2 separate regions of the Homo sapiens genome follow, and region 1 is linked to region 2. A link is an interaction called in ENCODE POLR2A ChIA-PET data of the cell type or tissue named here. Cell type or tissue: OCI-LY7. All regions are shown on one strand. Links, peaks and the distances in the headings refer to the core of each region. The heading gives the core; the rest is flanking DNA. Region 1 overlaps SYT6 (synaptotagmin 6). Region 2 overlaps HIPK1 (homeodomain interacting protein kinase 1).

Region 1 (4,391 bases), core at 220-4,219, 200 kb before region 2:
TCAATGAGGAGGTGGGCACCAGGAAAGACTTCATGAAAGGGAAACCTTTGAGGCGGGTTGCTGTATATGTGGTTTGCACTTGGGGTGTGTGTGGGTGTGAGGGGAATGGAATAGTGGAATAGGGGAGTGTTGGATGTTTGGAAGGAAAGACTTCAGGCAGAAGGAAGAGAACAGTAAAGGCCTAGAGATGTAAGAGTTCATGGTGTGTTTAGGGATATGTCAGTAAAGCCTGATAGCTACAGTCTGCAGTACATGGCAGATAAGGCAAGGGAATCTTAATAGTTTGAGAATCAGGATTCCTTTAAAGCCTTTCAGAGTTCCCTGCATGACAACAACTGTAAATACATACAGCATCCTTTAACTGAAAATAGCAACAAGAAAAACATAACGACAAAAACCTACCCTAAATTCAGAAGCACTTTTAAAAGATGTGGTGCAAGCATGCGTAAGGCATTGTATTTACTCAAAACTTAGGGCTCTGATGGACTCCTAGGTCCCTGCAACGGCTCTCCAGGCCCTCAGGGGACCAACAAAAGAGAACGAGGCCTGGTCTTCAGACTGGAGGCCAGGAATGAACATGCTGGGAGGTCACACTGACAGTCTGTCATATGGCCTTGGGCAAGTTCCTCACCTTCCCTTAGACTCACTTTTTCCAACTGTAAAATAAGGCTGATGACTTTTATATGGCAGTTGTGAGGAGCCAATGGAAGAATCAATGTGATTGATAAGGAGAGCTAACACATATATTGCTTATGATTATGCTTGGCTCTATTCTAAGCACTTCATATGTAATCAATTCATTTCACAGCAATCCTATGCAGCTGTTACTTTTATTATCCTCGTTTTTATGGCACAGAGAGGTTAAATAACTTTCCCAAGATCTCAGCTAGAAAGTGACAGAGCCAAAATTAACCTATGCAGGCTAACTCCAAAGCCCATGCTTTTACCACTCTGCTGCCTGCCGTATAGCAAATGCTTAACAAATGGTGATGGTGATGATGGTGATGAAGTGGGTGCCACATTGAGGATAAGAAGGGATGGTCCTTCTCTTAAGGAATCTCATGATTTAATAAGGAAACCAGAGTCATGTCTACTAGGAAGTAAACCTAGAAAGCAGGTAACAGAAAAGCAGGAAAAAGTGATTATGATAACAATGGCTAAAGTTTATTGAGCTTACTATATATCAGGCACCATTCCAACTACTTTACATATATTAAGACATGTAATGCTCACCACAACCTTGCACACAAAGTGTATGCAGAGCAAAAGTGGGGTCAAGAAGAGGAAGGAAAAGGGGGCTCAACAAGGGATAAGATGAGCCAGGGCCTCCAGGCTCGTGTTTGCCTTCATCCCCCTTCCCCTGAGCCCTGACCACACTCCCTCTGCCCCCTCCTGCCCTCTACCAGGCACACGTCCTTCAAGCGCCACCTGCCAAGGCAGATGCATGTCTCCAGTGTAGACTATGGCAATGAGCTTCCACCAGCAGCAGAGCAGCCCACCAGCATTGGCCGCATCAAGCCTGAGCTCTACAAGCAGAAGTCGGTGGATGGGGAGGATGCCAAGTCTGAGGCCACCAAGAGCTGCGGGAAGATCAACTTCAGCCTACGCTACGATTACGAGACCGAGACCCTGATTGTGCGTATCCTGAAGGCTTTTGACCTCCCTGCCAAGGACTTTTGTGGAAGCTCTGACCCTTATGTCAAGATCTACCTCCTGCCTGACCGCAAATGCAAGCTGCAGACCCGGGTGCACCGCAAGACCCTGAACCCCACCTTTGATGAGAACTTCCACTTCCCTGTGCCCTATGAGGAGCTGGCTGACCGCAAGCTGCATCTCAGTGTCTTCGACTTTGACCGCTTCTCCCGCCATGACATGATTGGCGAGGTCATCCTGGACAACCTCTTTGAGGCCTCTGACCTGTCTCGGGAAACCTCCATCTGGAAGGATATCCAATATGCCACAAGTGTAAGTACAGCCCTGTTCCTTGGCTTCTTGAGGATTTGTGGTTCTGGGTTGGGTGGGACATGTCCCCAAACCCTCACTTCCTAGAGACAAATGGGCCTTTGCCATTTGGGATGTGAAGAGGGACTCTGGAAACTGCCCAGTGGCCCAGTCTACCCTTGCACTCTGCCCCAGGTTGGGATGGCAGAGAGCAGAGTCCCCATGTAGCTAGGAAGGGAAGGGAATTTTTATCTGTGGCTTCTGGTTGCATGTTCTGGGGTGGTTCTTTCTACTGAGAGTACTGATGTGCATTAGAAACTTGGCATAGGCAATTGAAACAGGCCATATCAATCAGACTGAACTAGGCTATGCTGCAGCAGCAAACAGTCCGAGGATTTTGTGGCTTTAGACAACCAAAGTTTATGCCTTGTTCATGTTTCATGTGCTTTGCAGCTGGACTGGGGACTCTGCTCCACCTTGTTACCTGGGGACCCAAGCCAACAGAGGCTGCATTTAGACACGGGCCCCCACAGTTAAACATCAGGAGGAAGAGGAAGTGGCAAATCACGCACTGTTTATTAAAACTTCCACGCAGAAGTGACACATGTCACTTCCACTCCCATTAGAACAAGACACGCGGTAACTCCTAATATCAAGGGAGAAGGGGCAAAGTAATCCTACCGAGTGCCCAGAAGGAGAGCTGGACATATGTAATGAACAGCACGAATGACGACACACAGCAGAGTCCCTTTGCTTGGGCATTGTTTTCCCAGTCAGGTATGGGAGATGGGGGAGGCCAGCCCAAAAGGAGACCTGACTAACACCTACACAGGAGGTGGGTGCTGGGCTGTTTGCAACCAGCTGGAATTAATCAGGGAAGGTTTCAAGGAGCTGGGGCTCAAGTTGGCTTTTAAGAGAAGGGAGCACAGGTTTGGCACAGAGAACTGGAGAGGACACATCTGGAGCCCTTCGGTCTGGCATAGCCCTTCGCTCCAGTCCCCTGGGTTGAGGAAGCTGTGTAGCTGCATCCTGCAGGTATAGCTAGTGTCCTCTCTCTAAGCACCCCCAGGCAGCTGAGAGCTCAGTGGGGGCATTCCCTCCAAGCTCCAGTGGCCTTGCATCTGCTCTCTTGAGTGCTAACAGGTTGAGGGGCAACCTGGATATTTCCTCCACTATATCTCTGAGGAGGGGCAACCCCACTCTGTCTGCAGACTCCCGCTTGGATAGTCAATACTCAATATCTCTGTGTTGAGCCTGTGAAGAGAGGGGCTGGGAAAATCAGCCCTGCTCTGGTGTGCAAAGGGCATAAATCTTGTTTTGTTCAAAGAGAGAAAGCTTAGTGGGCTCTGCTTACACCCCAGGAAGGGTCTGGGGGACACGCCATTCTCATAGCTTGTGCTGACTTTGACCAGTCCAGCCCAATGGCTCAGTACCTCCCCCACCTTTGCTTTCCTGAAATGTCATCCCTAAGAAGAACATAAGTAGCCGGCTGGCCAGCAGGCAGACGGGGCGAGCAGACAGGGCGGATTGGAACAGCAGCTCTGTGGCAGCCCCAGGCCCGAGCGCTCCACTCCATAAATCACTCTGAAGTTTACATTTGGTGCAGCTCTTCCCTGTGGTCTCCTTAGGCTGTGGCTTCATTATGGTAACTGGACAGGTAGAGAAAAGCAGCTCAGTCCTCCTCACAGTGAGGTTGCCACCCAGGGAGAGGGGTGAGGGCCAGGGGCTGCAGGAAGCAGAGCTCAGCCCAGCCCTTCTAGGAGCCTCCTTTGCTCCTTGCCAGAGCCCACCATCTGGTGTCTTTGGCTCCAGGCATGAATGGAAGCCTCATGCCTGGGGCAGGCAGTCTGTGCCCAAGCACACTCCTCACCTGGATGCACCTTTCCATATCCAAGAACCCCGTGGCTGTCCTGCCCTTGTCCCATCCCCACTTCCCCCACCTGGCTTCTGAAAAGGGCAGATCAACCAAAGAGCATAGGACAAATCACCATCATCCTCATCATCCTCAACTAGTATCATTATAGCCCTCCTCCATCTCCTCCTCCTAAGAACACTGTGCCAGGCATGGGGTTGAGGGTGGGGCTGGGGTAGAAAACAGCTTCTTTGACCCACAGAAACTTGTCATGTAATTACAGAGACAGGAAAAGTCCATGCAGTAGCTGGTAGTGCAAAGCAGCAAATACGATCCTCTGGGTATGGTTGCAGGATCCTTAGAGTTAGGACAGCTGGTGAAGGTCTCCTTGATGAGGAGAACTAAATCAGGTGGGGAAGGACAGTTATAAATAACTCGACAGGACAAGAGGAAGGGGGAGCATTCCAGCCAGTTGCAGAGGGAGTCCAGGTGCAGGAGTTTCCCAAGCTGCAGAGCCCCACCCATGCTCAGACAGCCTGTCTTACCGTCTGTCTGAGCTGGATGTTCCTTCTCAAGTGAGTCCCCTGCCACCCTCCAA
Region 2 (4,391 bases), core at 100-4,099:
TTGTGAATATACTTAACAGACAGCAGTGATGGTTACACAACACTATGAATGTACTTAACACAATGAGTGGTACCAAATGGTTAAAATTGTAAATTTCCTATTATAAACATCTTACCACAATGTTTTTAAAAAAGGAAACATGCAGATGACATTTTTTCTGAGTCCTTGTATGGGTTAAAATATCCTCACATTATTTTCACACATAATATAAAATTCTTAATTCAGAATTTCTATTTCCTCAAATTTTATTACAGGCATCTGGCATGTATAGCTCCTTATAAACATATTTTATAGGTTATCTATGTTTTTATTATTTCACTTCTTGATTGGATGCTTACATGATTTGTATTTAATGTATGGCCATTAAAACTAAATATTAGATTCCTTAAAATTAATAACTAGGCAAGTAAGTAAATGGGTGCTGATAAAAAGCACATTTTAAAAGCCTTGGTTATGGTACAGACAAAATTGTATATATCAGCATTTACATACTGTCCCAATAATTATTATATATTAAAATGGTAGCTACATTAAAAGTATCAATCTAGAAATATATATCATTAAAGTATAAGGTACTTGGGTCAAGGCCATTCTAGGATAACCCATTAAGTTCAAAGTATTTAGAGAAAGTTAAAACAGGAAGAGATTGTAGCAACCATGTAATTCAATTCATGCTACTACAGAAGAAAATGTAAAAGAATAAAATGTTACTAGAGTTAAACCTAGAGTTATTCCCACGTTATTTTACCTGCCAAGATAAGAGGTTCGAAAAAACAGCAACATATGCTCAGATTCATTACAAATAAGTAAATATCTTTGTGTATTTCAAGACTCTTCAAAATGGGAAAATGGCTGGGCATGGTGGCTCACGCCTCTAATCACTTTGGGAGGCTGAGGCGGGTGGATCACCTGAGGTCAGGAGTTCAAAACCAGCCCGGTCAACATGGTGAAACCCCATCTCTATTAAAAACAAAAAAATTAGCCGGGCGTGGTAGCAGGTGCCTGTAGTCCCAGCTACTCAGGACAGGAGTAGCAGGAGAAATCACTTGACCCCAGGAGGTGGAGGCTGCCGTGAGTCAATGTCACACCACTGCACTCTAGCCTGGGTGGCAAGTGAAACTCCATCTTAAAAAAATAAATAAATAGGCTGGGCACGGTGGCTCACGCCTGTAATCCCAGCGCTTTGGGAGGCCGAGACGGGTGGATCACGAGGTCAGGATATCGAGACCATCCTGGCTAACACGGTGAAACCCCGTCTCTACTAAAAATACAAAAAAAATTAGCCGGGCGTGATGGCGGGTGCCTGTGGTCCCAGCTACTCAGGAGGCTGAGGCAGGAGAATGGCGTGAACCCAGGAGGTGGGGCTTGCAGTGAGCTGATATCACGCCACTGCACTCCAGCCTGGGCGACAGAGCGAGATTCTGTCTCTAAATAAATAAATAAATAAATAAAATAAATAAAATGGGAAAATGAGGTAAAATAATACTAAAGAACCAGGTGCTAGTATAATTCAACTAGTAACAACTTTCAGAATCAGACTGAGTTAATTTTTCCAGTGCTAGATAAAATTTCAGAAATAAATGTCATATATAGGAATGCCACACACATAGAATGAGCTAAAACATATCCTATTTCTATCTCAGAATCTATAAACAAATTCATTGCTATATGTAGCCTACGGGGTATATGTTAAATATAAGGACAGAACTCTAGCCTAAGATACGATTTTCAGCATTTGCCACTTGCCTGTAGTAACGTGACTGTAAGTAGGTTGAGCACACAGCTTTGGAAACGTGACTAGCAGAACCAAAGTCAATGACCTTCACTCGGTAGGGCTGGCGAACTGGATCAACCAGCATGATGTTTTCAGGCTTAAGGTCAGCGTGGATCAGACCAAGACTCTTGAGCTTCATCAAGGCTGTGGCCACCTGCTGCAAGATTGGTCTGATGTACTTGAGTGGCAGTGGGCTAAATTTGTTTTGCTTTAGAAAATCATATAAGTTCTGCTCCAACATTTCAAAAACAAGGCAGGTGTGATTCTTATGCTGAAAGCACTCGTATGAACGGACAAAATTATACTCATCAGCATTTTCACTGCTTAGGCGGGAAAGGATGCTCACTTCAATCTGTCCTTGTCTGGCATAGGAGGGGTGGTTCTTCAAGATTTTAATAGCCACAATTTCCTTGGTGCTCCTCTTCCAGCACTTAGCCACCTGTCCAAATGTCCCCCGGCCTAGGAACTCCAAGACTTCATAGCTATTGGTCATAGAGCAAAGGATCTCATGCTGGACCAGCTGGTAATCCCCTTCTCCGCTGGAACTGCTACTCTTTGTGGTCACAGTGGTGGTTGTGGCAGCAGCACCCACCACAGTCCTGTTTTGCAGCATGAGAGGGGGATGTTCTTCTATGATCTGCACACTACCGTTGCTGTCAACTTCCTCACTTTTTCGTTTCAATCCACATTTTTGATATGGCTCAAGCAAAGAAACGTTGCTTCTGTGAGTCAGGGTCTGGCTGCTTTGGAAGGTTGATGTAGCAGCACTGCCCGAGCTATCAGCGGCTGTTACAACAATATGCTCCACTGCAGGAGCTGGGAGGAGGAGGCCCTGGTCGTAAGCAGGGATGTTGAAATTTGCTACCTGGTGAGAGGAGTTGGCTTGCCCTTGTGTGGCTGGGAGGGTTTTGCTGTGGGTATAATATTTGTCGTTGCTACTCTGTCCTGAAACATCCCAGCCAGAGGGCTCTATTTTCAGTTTCTTCGCACTGCAGAAGGCACTCGACGACACTGATGGGGGCGAAAACACTTGCAGCTGTGATGCCATACCTATATTGAGAGAAAGGAAGAATTAGACCACAAGGATAAAAGATACAAGGCTTAGATTTAAAACACACAAACACACACACACACTTTTACTTGATAAAAGAAACATGATGTAATAATGTTCTCCTCTTCTCAAAAACTAATTCAATCTTGACCTATATTCATAGAAACAGTGTACAGAACGTGCTGGACAAAGTGAAGATTATCCACTCTGCTCAGGTCATACATAAAATGCATTCAATTGTCTACCACATTTTAAGATAAAAAAGTAACCAGTATGGGCCAGGCACAGTGGCTCAAGCCTTTAATTCCAGCACTTTGGGAGGCCAAGGCAGGAAGATCTCCTGAGCTGAGGAGTTCGAGACCAGCCTAGGCAATGTAGTGAGACCCTGTCTCTAAAAATACTAAAATTGAAAAAAAAAAAAAAAAAAGTAACCAGGATGATGAGAAAGCTAGAGTATATTCTGAAGAACCGAGGAAAGTTAGCAGAAAAATATGAGGAAAGGATGTAAGAACAGTCCAGCTTTCTGTCCCTGAATATCCCACAGACACTTCCAGCTCAATAAGCCCACAGATTAAACTGAAAGCTATTTTTTCAGAATAAAGTCCAAACATCTGACATAGCACACAAGCCATTTCATATTTATCTTCTCCATTTTCAACCATCCGATCTCATATGCCTTGGGGCTCTATAGTAATCCCTCTTTCCTTGCTCTACCCTTTGCCCCTTTTTAATAATTACTCCTCAAAATTAGTCATCTTCAAAAGACTAAAATCTCTATCTCTAACCCAGGATTCTCTCGCTTTGAACTCCAAACCCTATATCCAAATGACTACTTAACCCTGCAACTTGGACATTTCACAAACACCTCATATTCAATACATTCAGAATTAAACTTACGAGCCTCCACCCCACCTTCAGTTTTCTATCTTAATTATGAGATGCCATCACACATCCAACGCCTCAAGCCAGAAATCAGGGAGCTCCAGCCTGGGCAACATGGTGAAACCGTCTCTAAAACAAACAAACAACAACAACAACAAAAAAAAAAAAAAACAGAAAAAAAAGTTAGCCAGGCATGGTGGCACATGCCTGTAGTCCTAGCTACTCAGAAGGCAGAAGTGATCACCTGAGCCCAGAGGTAGAGGCTGCAGTGAGCTGTGATCGTGCCACTGCACTCCAGCCAGGGTGAAAGAATGACACCCTGTCTCAAAAAAAAGAAAAAAAATTAGGGATGTCTGTTTCCTCAGCTACATAATGGTGATAGCAATACCTACCTCATGGGGTTGTTCTGAGAATTAAATAATTTAATACATGTAAAATGATAGTGTCTACCACATATTTAATACTATTATCCTGGCTCATTCCTCTCCCTTATTCCTCCACATCTAATCTCTATCTTATCCATTCCATCTCCTAAGTGTGTGTGTGTGTGTGTGTGTGTGTGTGTGTGTATTTTTTTTTTTTTTTTTTTGAGACAGAGTCTCACTCTGTAGCCCAAGCTGGAGTGCAATGGTGCAATCTTGGCTCGCTGCAACCTTCACCTCTGGGGCTCAAGCAATTCTCCTG

Evidence for each region. ChIA-PET counts read pairs that join two places held together with the same protein. Peaks named below come from ENCODE experiments on the same cell type or tissue, not always from the same donor. Only the 100,000 strongest peaks of a DNase experiment are listed, where the experiment ranks them.
Region 1: POLR2A ChIA-PET joins it to region 2 with 7 read pairs; 3 of 35 experiments call an interaction of 5 or more read pairs at or near these places.

The regions. Positions count from the first base shown.
Region 1 is chr1:114,135,069-114,139,459 of GRCh38, reverse strand. SYT6 (synaptotagmin 6) reads left to right here. Exons shown (of 8, transcript NM_001253772.2): 3 at 1,407-1,965. Among named protein-coding and RNA genes, the nearest start is that of SYT6, 17 kb to the left of the region's middle. In OCI-LY7, for the core only: no CTCF peak of the experiment used is centred there; no DNase peak of the experiment used is centred there.
Region 2 is chr1:113,938,815-113,943,205 of GRCh38, reverse strand. It overlaps HIPK1 (homeodomain interacting protein kinase 1), which reads right to left. Exons shown (of 16, transcript NM_198268.3): 2 at 1,747-2,824. The coding sequence starts at 2,822. Among named protein-coding and RNA genes, the nearest start is that of HIPK1-AS1, 11 kb to the right of the region's middle. In OCI-LY7, for the core only: no CTCF peak of the experiment used is centred there; a DNase peak (open chromatin) is centred at 2,345; H3K4me3 peaks cover 1,930 bases; H3K27ac peaks cover 2,563 bases.